Regions from separate parts of the Homo sapiens genome. Here region 2 is linked to region 1. The links are chromatin contacts, found by Hi-C or POLR2A ChIA-PET in ENCODE. All regions are on one chromosome and are shown on one strand. The core of a region is the stretch at or near the end of the contact, and the rest is flanking DNA. Distances in the headings are between cores, read along the strand shown.

Region 1 (6,096 bases), core at 1,744-4,243:
ACCAAGGTTTTACTGTACTGAACATAGCATGCTTCCTAAGTGGGTTCCAAATGTGGCCCTTGGGCTGCTTAGCACAGCATTTGCCCTTGCCTGCTTCTGTAATGGATATTTGTGGATATTTATAGGCTAAGCCTAAGCAACGGCACTCACAGTACTGACTGTGATGCCAGACTAATAAACACGAGAGCTGTGGCTACAGCTGCATGTTTAAAACCTTATTTGACAGGAAGACCTGGCATGGTGGCTCATGCTTGTAATCCCAGCACTTTGGGAGGCCGAGGCAGGCAGATCACCTGTAGTCAGAAGTTTGAGACCAGCCTGGCCAACATGGCGAAACCCCGTCTCTACTAAAAATACAAAAATTAGCCAGATGTGGTGGTACATGCCTGTAATCCCAGCTTCTCAGAAGGCTGAGGCAGGAGAGTTGCTTGAACCTGGGAGGCGGAGGTTGCAGTGAGCCGAGATCGCGTCACTGCACTCCAGCCTGGGCAACAGAGCAAGACTCTGTCTCAAAAAAAAAAAACATCTTTACAATGGTGTGACATGAGTACCTAACATATGGAAAAAGGCTATTCAGTGAACAAAGCCACAGCAACATCATGTGTAAAAACAGTATCCAATCAACTGACCTTTTTTAAAGTCAAAAAGAAACAAAGGGAAATAAAATGTTAGGAAAATAAACTAACCTCCTCTATTGCTGTTTTCCATTATAATATTTTTCTCCTGCAGCACCATGCCTTAGGAACCCAGTTCCTAGATATTCTCAAGCATTTCTACTGCACAACCATTGCCCTGGCGCTACGGATGAAAGATGTTATCTGCGTGCAGCATTAAAATGCAGGTCTGCCCGAAAGAAATTCTCACCATTCACAAAATAAGAGCAGAACTAAGGTGCTTATGCTTCAGTGAACTACCACACTGCATTAAAAACTCAAGACAACACAAAACACTAAGGAAGCTGTTTTCTTTCTAGAATAAAACTAGGGAAAACAGAAGAGTTCTTTATTTTGGCGTAAGGAAGAATTAAAACAGAGAAATTTGTTTTCTGATTGAAGTAATACAGTTTTGTCTTGCTTTAGTGGGACATAGGGAAGTCGGAAGGAGAGTTCCCTGAATAATGACAGTGTTATTCCCTAGAAATTATTTGGAAGACACTGGGTTACCTGAATCTTGAAGAGTCTGGTTAATGTCTTGACTCCTAACATGTGACATTATTTTCAATTGGTCCCACTTGGCAGTTAGGGAGAAATTTCTCCTTTACATCAAGAGGAAGGTCAAAGGAAAGGGTAATCTCAAGTGTAAGAGCTAAGGCTTTAATAAGCAAATAGTTAAGACTTAAGATCCCCAAAGAAAAAGAACATTTTATATTAAGGACTCAGTAAGTGGGAGTTTTACTTCTCATTCCCAAGGAGCTCCCTATTTCTCACTCTGGCTCTGAAAAGAGCCCTGCAAAGCAACATGGTCACTGACGCCTATTGTGAGAAAATGTGTGAATGGAGTCTTACCACTCCTCTTCACTAAGGTCTTTAGTAAAATTTCAAAGTCAATTTTACCAACAGTAAAAGTTACCCTGCAGCCTACAACATTTAATGGAAAGATTTCTCACTCCTTCTCCCTTTGCTAGGTGTTGCAGAACTTCACTCACTTTCCACTTACATGTTCTGAAGGAAGAAACAAGCACATTATTTTTGTTTTTGTTTTTTTTTTGAGATGGAGTCTCACTCTGTTGCCCAGGCTGGAGGGCATTGGCGCAATCTTAGCTCACTGTAACCTCCGCCTCCTGGGTTCAAGGGATTCTCCTGCCTCAGCTTCCCGAGTGGCTGGGACTATAGATGCACGTCACCATGGCCGGCTAATTTTTCTATTTTTATTTATTTATTTTTTGAGACAGAGTCTCACTCTGCCGCCCAGACTGGAATGCAATGGCGCAATCTCCAGGCTGTGCAACCTCCGCCTCCCAAGTTCAAGTGATTCTTGTGCCTCACCCTCCAAGCAGCTGGGATTACAGGCGTGTGCCACCATGCTTGGCTAATTTTCTTATTTTTAGTTGAGATGGGGTTTCACCATGTTGGCCAGGCTGGTCTTGAACTCCTGACCTTAAGTGATCTGCCTGCCTCAGCCTCCCAAAGTGCTGGGATTACAGGCATGAGCCACTAAGCCCGGCTTAATTTTTTTGTATTTTTAGTAGAGATGGGGTTTCACTGTTGGCCAAGCGGGTCTTGAACTCCTGACCTCAGATGATCCGCCCACCTTGGCCTCCCAAAGTGCTGGAATTACAGGTGTGAGCTACCGTGCCCGGCCTTATTTTTGTTTCTAAAGCATGTTTTTTTGAGATAGAGTCTTGCTCTGTCACTCAGGCTGGAGTGCAGCAGTACAATCACAGCTCACTGCAGCCTTAAACTCCTGAGCTAAAATGATCCTCCTGCCTCAGCCTCCCAAAGTACTGGGTTTACAGGTGTGAGCCACCATGCCCGGCCCACACTGTACTTTTGAAGTAAGTAAAATGTCAAGGGAAAAGGTAGGCTGATTAAGAAAGAAAAAGCAGAACCTCTTTCTTCATATAAAATCTTTTTCAGCCTCACATGAAAATTAAAATGAAAGCATCTGACATATTCAATTATCAAGCTTAATTCACTTTAGTGTTAAAGAGTTTTTCGGCAAGCCTTTTACCTATTAAATGTGTCAATGTGTCACTGTTCTCTATCGTCCTTGCATGAATGGCAGTCAAGGGGAATACCAAGTGACTGTGAAGAAGACTGCTGGCTGGCAGCATGACTGCAACTTCTCAGACTCTTAAAAAGTGTTTTTTGTCCTCCCTGTGTCCCCTACCCTAGCACTCTTGAACACAATGGCTAAAAGGTATGGGTCAAACTATCTTCCTGGAGGTGACAAGTAGGGAAAGAAAAAATATTTGCTTCAAAGCAGATGATGCTGTCACAGTCATCTGATGGGTGGCAGGATTCCTGAACAGCTTTCAGCACTGCAGGTGACAACTGTCTGTGCACTGAATTAATTGAGGAGGAAGAGAAGCAGCTATGAGTCAGAAGGCTCTGCTGCTCTTAACTTTCATATTCATACAAAGAGATAAGATCGAACCTGACAGAGCCAGCAAGGGGCTGGGAAATACCTCCAACAGCAAAGCTGGGAGCCATAGGCCAGTAATCTGCATACATGCAGCACTATGGCCCTGTGACCCCATGGGTACCAGCATAGGAGGAGATAACCTTCCTGTACAGTAATCATAGGGCATCAAGGCTTTCTGTGAACTTCTAGAAGATATAATTTAATAACTATCTGAATAAACCTGGAACAGCTACTCAAATGTTCTAACTTTATCTTTTTTTTTTTTTTTTTTTTTTTTTGAGACGGAGTCTCACTGTGTCCCCCAGGCTGGAATGCAGTGGCACGATCTCGGCTCACTGCAAGCTCCGCCTCCTGGGTTCATGCCATTCTCCTGCCTCAGCCTCAGGAGTAGCTGGGACTACAGGTGCCCGCCACCACGCCCGGCTAATTTTTTGTATTTTTAGTAGAGACAGGGTCTCACCGTGTTAGCCAGGATGGTCTTGATCTCCTGACCTCGTGATCCACCCCGCCTCGGCCTCCCAAAGTGCTGGGATTACAGGCGTGAGCCACTGCACCCGGCCCAAACTTCATCTTTATTAACAGAAGCATGGCTCTACACAGAATTCCATCTTTCAATGAAACCACGTTTCCAAATAAATTTCTAACAAAACAATTACACTGTAACTTGATGTACTATCCCAGAATTAACGTACACATCTATTAATCTGTTACTCTGCCTTGCCAGCCTATGAACTGCCCATGCACTTCTCCCAACTCTGCCTGGCCATGTCAGACTCAGGCATTCTAATGAAAAGAAATTAACTTACAAAGCACAAAATTCAATTTTCAGGACACTTCTAAGAGTCAAAGAGTTCTCCATATGCTGAGTCGAAATCTTAGTGATTTTTACTCCTAGTTCTTCCTTGTGGAGCTACATAGAATACCTTGTATTCAGTCTGAACTATTACTTACCTTTAAACGTTCAATAGCTTCCTCTCCTCCAGGTGTAGACATGATCCTCTCTTGAATACTGGTCACAGACGTCAAGCCCACCTGACTACTGAGTGAGCAGGAAGATGGGGATGAAGTGAGGGACCCCATGGATGCTGTGGAAAAATGGCCAGGGCGTTGATTCTCAGAGGCTAGCAAGTATCTATGCTTATTGTTCTGAAAATCTTTCAGATCTGGGAGATAGAAAGAAGAGAAGGCAGGAAAAGTAGGGAAAAGGGAAAGAAGCAGAGGAAGAAAAAAAGACAGGAAGGAATATCGTTGTAAGAAAGGACAGCATTAAAGCGCCAAGACCAAGACACGCTATAATACAAACACAGGTTACAACTGTTCTAGATGGCAGTTCTAAAACATGTCTGTCTTTAATAGTGGTATCCTACAGGTTCAGAATCATTTCTGCATTTACAAACTAAAAGATTCCAATGTAGGTTAACGCTGTATCTCGCAGGGGGATAAACCAGAGCCTCAAAGGATACTGCTTAGGCACTCTCCCTAAAAAAGCCAAACTACCTTCCATTTAGTCTTTCTAGTGTTCCTAGTCTACAATGTCTTCAGATTTACACTTTTCCAGTAGTTTGTAACAGTAAGGGAAAACAATGATCATTTATTTATCAATAATAATCCATATTGGTCTGGCTCAGTGTTACGTGTAATTCAGCAAAAATTTCCAAGAAAATGTTACAGTTAAAACAAAATTTGTGCACTGAGTAGTATGCTTTGTATGGCAACATTTCAACATGCTAAAAGGATTTTTAATATGTCTTAAATAAAAAAGGGGTAATTATAGAAATGAGAGGAATTTTGTATAAGTCCTGGTTAAAAACTCAGGACTAATTGATTGCCTCAACAGGGAAGAACAATTAGCAGATTAATGAGTTTTAGTGCAGGTTCCATTCTTCTGTCAGAGCAAGCAAAAAATAAGGCTGATTATTTGCTAATTTAAGGCCCTTAATTAGCCTAACAGTACAACCATGGGTCACTGCTAAGCCTGCTTCCTAGTATAAAATGCAAGTTTTAGGAACATACTTCCATTTACTAAGTCTTTAATAGAACTGTTAATTTTGCTTTTACACTCAGTATTGGTAAAAGAAAAAAAAATTAAGCCACAAACAACAAAATTAATTAATTTGCTGTTTGTACTTTCTTTCATTACTTTCTTTCATTAGTCATCCTTTGCAAAAAGATACCAAAGGTAAATCTTAAGTATTGGTGCAATCCAACTTTAAAATTAGCTTATTTTTAAACCTGAGAAACTAAAATTCATATCAAAACTAAGTCAGTTTTCCTCAAAGGAGATGAGTCAATACACATAGCTGGAAAAAAATACTATTAGTTCTCCCTGGGCTTACTCATCTCTACTATTTAATTAAAGCCAGTTTTTTAACTCCCTTAAAGCCAGTGGTTGCTTCAAGACAGTTTGAAAACCACCATCTGCAAATACAGAACATAGGGCAACAAGCAAAGAGGCATCTTTTAAAAGGGGGATAGGGATTAGAGCAAAAAATTAGCCATTGGGAGAAAAGACCAGGATGGACAGAGTTTAGGTCCAATGGTCACATGCAAGCCCTAAAAGGAATAAAGAGAAATAGATCAAAATGGAAACTGAGAAGGAGTCAGGGCTGCTTTCCCTCAGGAATACAGAATTAAAACTTAGTCATGCATGGTCTTTCAGGAAATGCCGCAGCTGCTAAGAAAAGAGGTAGGCAACAAGCTGGCAGCAGCAACACCTTGAGCACAAAAGCAAAAAGAAGAAGGCACCTTTTCCACACCAGTATCGTTGAGCTTTGGAAATCTCAGACAGAGCTGTTGCAGTCCAAGAGTCACTTCTGTATCAGGACATTATAGTGCCTTTAAGCCCTAACCTCATAACCACAGCCAGGGCTATGTTTGGTTTCTCCTATGCATTTTCTCACTGTCTGCCAAGCCTCATTACATGCCTTACTGTAGAAATAAGCAACTCAGGTGGCTGGGCTTGATGGCTCACACCTGTAATGCCAGCACTTTGGGAGGCCAAGGCAGGAGGAT
Region 2 (6,096 bases), core at 1,038-3,537, 150 kb before region 1:
GGGTCAGGGTACAGGACATGAATTCTTCTGAATGCTCTTGGCTCCAGGAATTTTTCTCAGATCTTCCTCCTCCTCCTCCTCCCCTCCCCCTGGCTGGGCTGGGGTATCACTGCACTTAGAGGCTAAATCACTAAACTCCTCAAGGGCAGGACCCTGTCAATTTTGTTCACTGCTGCCTACCAAGTGCCTAGAACAGTTGGTTACATGAATGGGGGGAAATCGTCTACAAGCTAATCACAGCTGAGGGGCAAATTTCTCAGCCCATCTTTGCAGCTTCATCAGTAAGCATTTGTTGGTCTATTGAGAGCCAGGCTCTGTTCTAGGGACTAAGAACAGGCCGGGCACAGTGGTTCACACCTGTAATCTCAGCATTTTAGGAGGCCAAGGCGGGCAGATCACTTGAGGTCAGGAGTTCAAAACCAGCCTGGCCAACATGGTGAAACTGTCTCTACTAAACATACAAAATTAGCTGGGCGTGGTGGCAGGGGCCTGTAATCCCAGCTGCTCAGGAGGCTGAGGCAGGAGAATCTCCTGAACCTGGGAGGTGGAGGTTGCAGTGAGGCGAGATGGAGCCACTGCACTCCAGCCTGGACAACAAGAGTGAAACTACGTTTCAAAAAAAACAAAAACCAACCAAAAAAAAACAGGGTAGGCAGGACCAAAGATGACTAAATGCAATGCACCATCCTTAACTGAATCCTGGATGAAGGAAAAAAGACAGTTAAAAGAAACATCTTTAGGACAAGTGGGGGCACTTGACAATGCACATTCAATAGAGTTTTATCAAAATTAATTGTCCCACTTCCTGAGTGGGACAATTTATTGAAATGATGTAGTAGGAGAATGCCTTTTTTTTTTTTTTTTCTGAGATGGAGTCTCGCTCTGTCACCCAGGCTGGAGTGCAATGGTGCGATCTCGGCTCACTGCAACCTCCGCCTCCCGGGTTCAAGCGATTCCCCTGCCTCAACGTCCCGAGTAGCTGGGATTACAGGCACCTGCCACCACACTCGGCTAATTTTTGTACTTTTAGTTGAGAGGGGGTTTCCATGTTGGCCAGTCTGGTCTCGAACTCCTGACCTCAAGTGATCTGCCCACCTCGGCCTCCCAAAGTGCTGGAATTACAGGCGTGAGCCACCGCGCCCAGCCAATGCCTTGTTTTTGGGAGATGTGTACTAAAGAATTAAAATGTAAAGGCGAAGTGTCAAAATATCTGCAATTAATTCTCCAATCGCGGGGCTGGGAGGGAAGCATGGGAGCAAACAGAGCAAAATGCTAACTAGTGGTGAATCAAGGTGACGGGCATCTGGGCATTCTGTACCGTGTTCTTGCAACTTTTCTGAAGGTTTGAACTTCTCAAAAGACAAGGGGCAGGGTAGACAGCTGCTGCAGTGTAACTTTGTAGAGAGGAAACTCCCGCGTCTGGAGCTCATTCCCGCGTTTCTTCAGTCCGTCCTCTTTAAGGTCGCCACTCCGGGTCTTGCTTTTAAGCCTCTTCACGGCAACGTTCTCAGCCTCTGACGCCCCATATGCCCGGCGCTGATGAAAGGAACGAATGGGATGCCCGCAGCTACCCTGACAAGTGATTATTCTTATGACGATTTTGCAGAGAAGAAAATTGCGTCTGGGCCGAGTCGATACGATCACAAGTTGGCGGGGCAGAGATTCGAACCCACATCTAAGGACGAGCTCTGGGCCTGACTGGTCCGCACCGCGTCCCTGCATCAGTAACGAGGGGTCGACGCCTCCAGGGCCAGCGTTCCAGAGCTCCGGCCCGAACCGCCCACCGCGTACGGGCGTCACCTGGAATGTCTAATGCCGACGTTGTACCCTCACGAAAACCCCATCTGAGAAGGGGAAACCGAGGATTCATCGCAAGGCCAGAAGGTGGCCTCTCGCCGCCGGACCCCGGCGCCCGCACGCTCCCCTAGAACCGCTTCCTCCCCAGCCAGCGCAGGCCAGGGTCCAGCCGCGTTGCCGCGGAAACCGCCTCCCAGCACCACCCGCGGCAGTTAAGCCAACGCATGCGCAGCCGCGGGGGGCGCCCGGGGGCGGGGTGCCGATGAGAAGCCGCCGGGGGCTGCCGGGTACTTTTCTGTCCAGAAACTCGACGCCGTCCTGCCCCAGCCCAGCCCGACCCCCGTTTTCCTGTACCTGTTGGTAAGAGAATCGCTGCTGCTCCTCGGTCTCCGCCTCCTCCTCCATCACTGCGGGCCGACCCTGGGCAAACGCAGGAGGGCCGAGAAGGGGCGGTGGTGCGCGGCCAGGTCGGATTTTCCCGCCGCGGCGCGAGCGACGGGCCGCGCGGGCGGACAAAGTACGCAGCTCCGCCCTGCCTCGCGCGCCCCCTGGCGGCGCTCCGTTGAGGGGATTCCGCCGTCGGCCTCCAGCCAGCCCCCTGCTCAGCTTGCTCTGCGGAGGTGGCCGGGCGACGCGGGGACATGACCACCGAGGTCACTGCTGCACCCCAGAGCCTGATTCAGCGCCTGGCACAACGCTGAGCACCACTCTCCGCGAAACACGTGTGCGCATAGGTGCAAAGCGTGTTCCAGTCGGGTGTAGAGGATGCGTAGCCCACGATTTACAGATCATGTAACGCAGTACACATTATCAGGAGCTCCATGCACCTGTACCTCAGGTGTATCTTGCAAAATCGACCATCAACTTTATCATTCTATCACCAACAATAGCGTCACAAAGACTACAATGAGTGAACGACCCGTGACCTCATTCAGCGAGTGGAACAGGAACTGCGTTGTTGCCATTGGCAGGAGTATAGTTCTGACACAAGTGTTACTGTTTTTCCTTTATGTTAACGATGAAGTGAGACCATCAAACCCAATTTTGGTTTGTTTTTATTGTAGTTTTTTGAGAGGCAGGGTCTCACTCTGCCGCCCAGGCTGGAGTGCAGTGGCACCACCAAGACTCACTGTAACCTCCACCTCCTGGGCTCAGGTGATCCTCCCACTTCAGCCTCCCAAGTAGCTGGGACCACAAGCCTGCATCAGCGCACCTGGCTAATTTTTATTTTTTGTAGAGACCAGGTCTCACTATGTTGCCCAGGCTGGTATCAAACTCCTGGCTTCAAACAATCATCCCACCTCAGCCTCCCAAAGTGCTGGAATTACAGGTGTGAGCCACCATGCCCTGCCTGTATTTCTAGGTTTTTGTTTTATTATTTTTTATTGCCTATATTTCTGTATTCTGCATTTGTCACAAGCAGGTGCTACTTTCAGAACGAAGGAAAGCACATAAAGCCACTCCTTGTCTTCCTTTCCCAGGGACGTCCCTCAAGTTCCCTAAGCTTGCCAGGGGCTGAAACCCAGATCAAAGCTTTTTGGAGGAATCAGCCTTCTGAGGACTTTCCTCTGCATCTGCTCAGTGGGTGGCATCTGGAAATGACAGGCACTTCTCGCCTCTGTCCACTGCTCTCTGTGGGCATCCCAGTCTACCTGGACAGTCCTCCTGCCCAAGCAGGGCAAGCCTCTGACGGATTCCCCTAATGGGCAGCATGGGGCTGGGCAGGGCAGGCCATCCAGAGTGAGACCAAGCCTGCAGCAGGAGAGAAGGCCGGTCGCTGGTTGGTGAGCAGCCCCATTTAGAGCACACTGTGGCTGCAAAGCCCAGCTCCCTCCCTTGAGCCTGGTGACCCCAAGCAAGTCACAGGACGTGGCCAAGCTTCATGTCCCTTATTTATCAACTGGGGACAGTAGTTCCAACTTCACAGGGCAGGTGTCAGGTTTTAAACAATTGCCTCACATAAGAGCTAAAGAAATTGTAACAATTCGTCCCAGGAAGTTCCTGTGCTTTGTACCTGTGTGTTCCCTCATTTTAAAGCAGTTGCTTCCCAGGATTAAAGAACAGTATTCCAGTGACATGTGTGCAATACAGAGGCACTTAAGAGCCTCAGAGGCTAGGAGCAGTGGCTCATACCTGTAATTCCTGCACTTTGGGAGGCCGAGGCAGGTAGATCACTTGAGGTGAGGAGTTCAAGACCAGCCTGGCCAACATGATGAAACCCTGTCTCTACCAAAAAATACAAAAATTAGCCAGACATGGTGGCACATGCTTGTAATCCTAGCACTTGGGAGGCTAAGGCAGGAGGATTGCTTGAACCCGGGAGGTGAAGGTTGCAGTGAGCTGAGATCGCACCATAGCACTCCAGCCTGGGCAACAGAGCGAGACTCTGTCTCAAAAAAAAAGGTCTGAGAAATAGGTCGAGGGTTGAGGTATTCATTACAGAAAATGGAACTGGGTGTGGTGGTTCAAGCCTGTAATCCCAACACTTAGGGAGACCAAGGCAGGAGGATCACTTGAGCCCAGTTCAAGGCTATGGTGAGCCGTGATTGCCCCACTGTTTTCCAGCCAGGGTGACAGAGGGAGACACTGTCTCTAAAAAAAATAATGAAAAAAGGATATATTAATATTTGGTTGAAACTTACTTGATGAAGAAGTAGCCCTATAATCTGGCCACTAGATGTCAGTGTTGCACTACAGCGTGAAGCAAGGCCAGGGATGCCCGCTGGCAATGTTGCCATGACACTGAGCACTTTGCACTTGTCCTCGCTCTAGGCACTCATTTAATATCTCATCTGCCCTCAAAAGTAGGTGCTGTTAGCCCCATTTTACATGAGGAAACAGGTGAAAGAACTCTGCCCAAGGCTAAACTACTGGGAAGTGATAGAGACCAGATTTGATTATTAGGCTGGTTTCCGAGTTTCCGGTTTATCCACTGCCCTCACCATAAATAAGACAAAGACCTTGGTGGGTTTCTTTAATCCTTTTCATCTGCATTAAGGAGGGTTCCATAAATATTTAGTTCAGCCGGGCGTGGTGGCTCACGCCTATAATCCCAGCACTTTGGGAGGCCGAGGCAGGCGGATCACCTGAGGTCAGGAGTTCGAGACCAGCCTCAACATGGAGAAACCCTGTCTCTACTAAAAATACAAAATTAGCCAGGCGTAGTGGTGCATGCCTGTAATCCCAGCTACTCGGGAGGCTGAGGCAGGAGAATCGCTTGAACCTGGGAGGCGGAGGTTTTGCGGTGAGCTGAGATCGTGCATTGCACTCCAGCCTGGGCAAACAAGAGCGAAACTTGAAGGGGTGGGTTGCCCCTCCACACCTGTGGGTGTTTCTCGTTAGGTGGAACGAGAGACTTGGAAAAGAAAAAGACACAGAGACAAAGTATAGAGAAAGAAATAAGGGGGCCCAGGGGACCAGCGTTCAGCATATGGAGGATCCCGCCGGCCTGAATTCCCTTAGTATTTATTGATCATTCTTGGGTGTTTCTCGGAGAGGGGGATGTGGCAGGATCATAGGATAATAGTGGAGAGAAGGTCAGCAGATAAACACTTGAACAAAGGTCTCTGCACCATAGATAAGGTAAAGAATTAAGTGCTGTGCTTTAGATATGTGTACACATAAACATCTCAATGCCTTGAAGAGCAGTATTGCTGCCCGCCTGTCCCACCTCCAGCCCTAAGGCGGTTTTCCCCTATCTCAGTAGATGGAACATACAATCGGGTTTTATACTGAGACATTCCATTGCCCAGGGACGGGCAGGAGACAGATGCCTTCCTCTCGTCTCAACTGCAAGAGGCGTTCCTTCCTCTTTTACTAATCCTCCTCAGCACAGACCCTTTACGGGTGTCGGGCTGGGGGACGGTCAGGTCTTTCCCTCCCACGAGGCCATATTTCAGACTATCACATGGGGAGAAACCTTGGACAATACCTGGCTTTCCTAGGCAGAGGTCCCTGCGGCCTTCCGCAGTGTTTCTGTCCCTGGGTACTTGAGATTAGTGAGAGGTGACAGCGTGCTGGCAGTCCTAAAGCCCTCGCTCGCTCTCGGCACCTCCTCTGCCTGGGCTCCTACTTTGGTGGCACTTGAGGAGCCCTTCAGCCCACCGCTGCACTGTGGGAGCCCCTTTCTGGGCTGGCCAAGGCCAGAGCCGGCTCCCTCAGCTTGCAGGGAGGTGTGGAGGGAGAGGCGCAAGCGGGAACCAGGGCTGCGCGCGGCGCTTGCGGGCCAGCTGGAGTTCCGGGTGGGCGTGGGCTTGGCGGGCCCCGCACTCGGAGCAGCCGGCTGGCCCTGCCCGCCCA

Evidence for each region. Hi-C counts contacts between places; a loop is a spot of excess contacts on that map. ChIA-PET counts read pairs that join two places held with the same protein, here RNA polymerase II (POLR2A). Pooled maps may share reads with other maps.
Region 2: a pooled map shows a loop between it and region 1 (2.3-fold over the local background). The contact joins the promoter of CENPS here to the enhancer-like site in region 1. A Hi-C loop is called at or near these places in 5 of 50 pooled maps. POLR2A ChIA-PET finds 5 or more read pairs at or near these places in 3 of 52 experiments (PC-3, activated CD4-positive, alpha-beta T cell and common myeloid progenitor, CD34-positive).

The regions. Positions count from the first base shown.
Region 1 is chr1:10,280,473-10,286,568 of GRCh38, reverse strand. KIF1B (kinesin family member 1B) reads right to left here. Exons shown (of 49, transcript NM_001365951.3): 15 at 4,036-4,247. Among named protein-coding and RNA genes, the nearest start is that of KIF1B, 73 kb to the right of the region's middle. RefSeq lists an enhancer at 3,207-3,256. Within about 2 kb of position 2,993, at least 3 of the 41 ENCODE cell types and tissues checked have a DNase peak (open chromatin) inside an H3K27ac peak, as active enhancers do.
Region 2 is chr1:10,426,624-10,432,719 of GRCh38, reverse strand. It overlaps CENPS (centromere protein S), which reads right to left and starts at 2,287. Exons shown (of 5, transcript NM_199294.3): 1 at 2,152-2,287. The coding sequence starts at 2,202. CENPS-CORT (CENPS-CORT readthrough) reads right to left here and starts at 2,287. Exons shown (of 4, transcript NM_199006.3): 1 at 2,152-2,287. The coding sequence starts at 2,202. RefSeq lists enhancers at 1,640-1,689, 5,603-6,096 and silencers at 1,940-2,189, 4,354-4,648.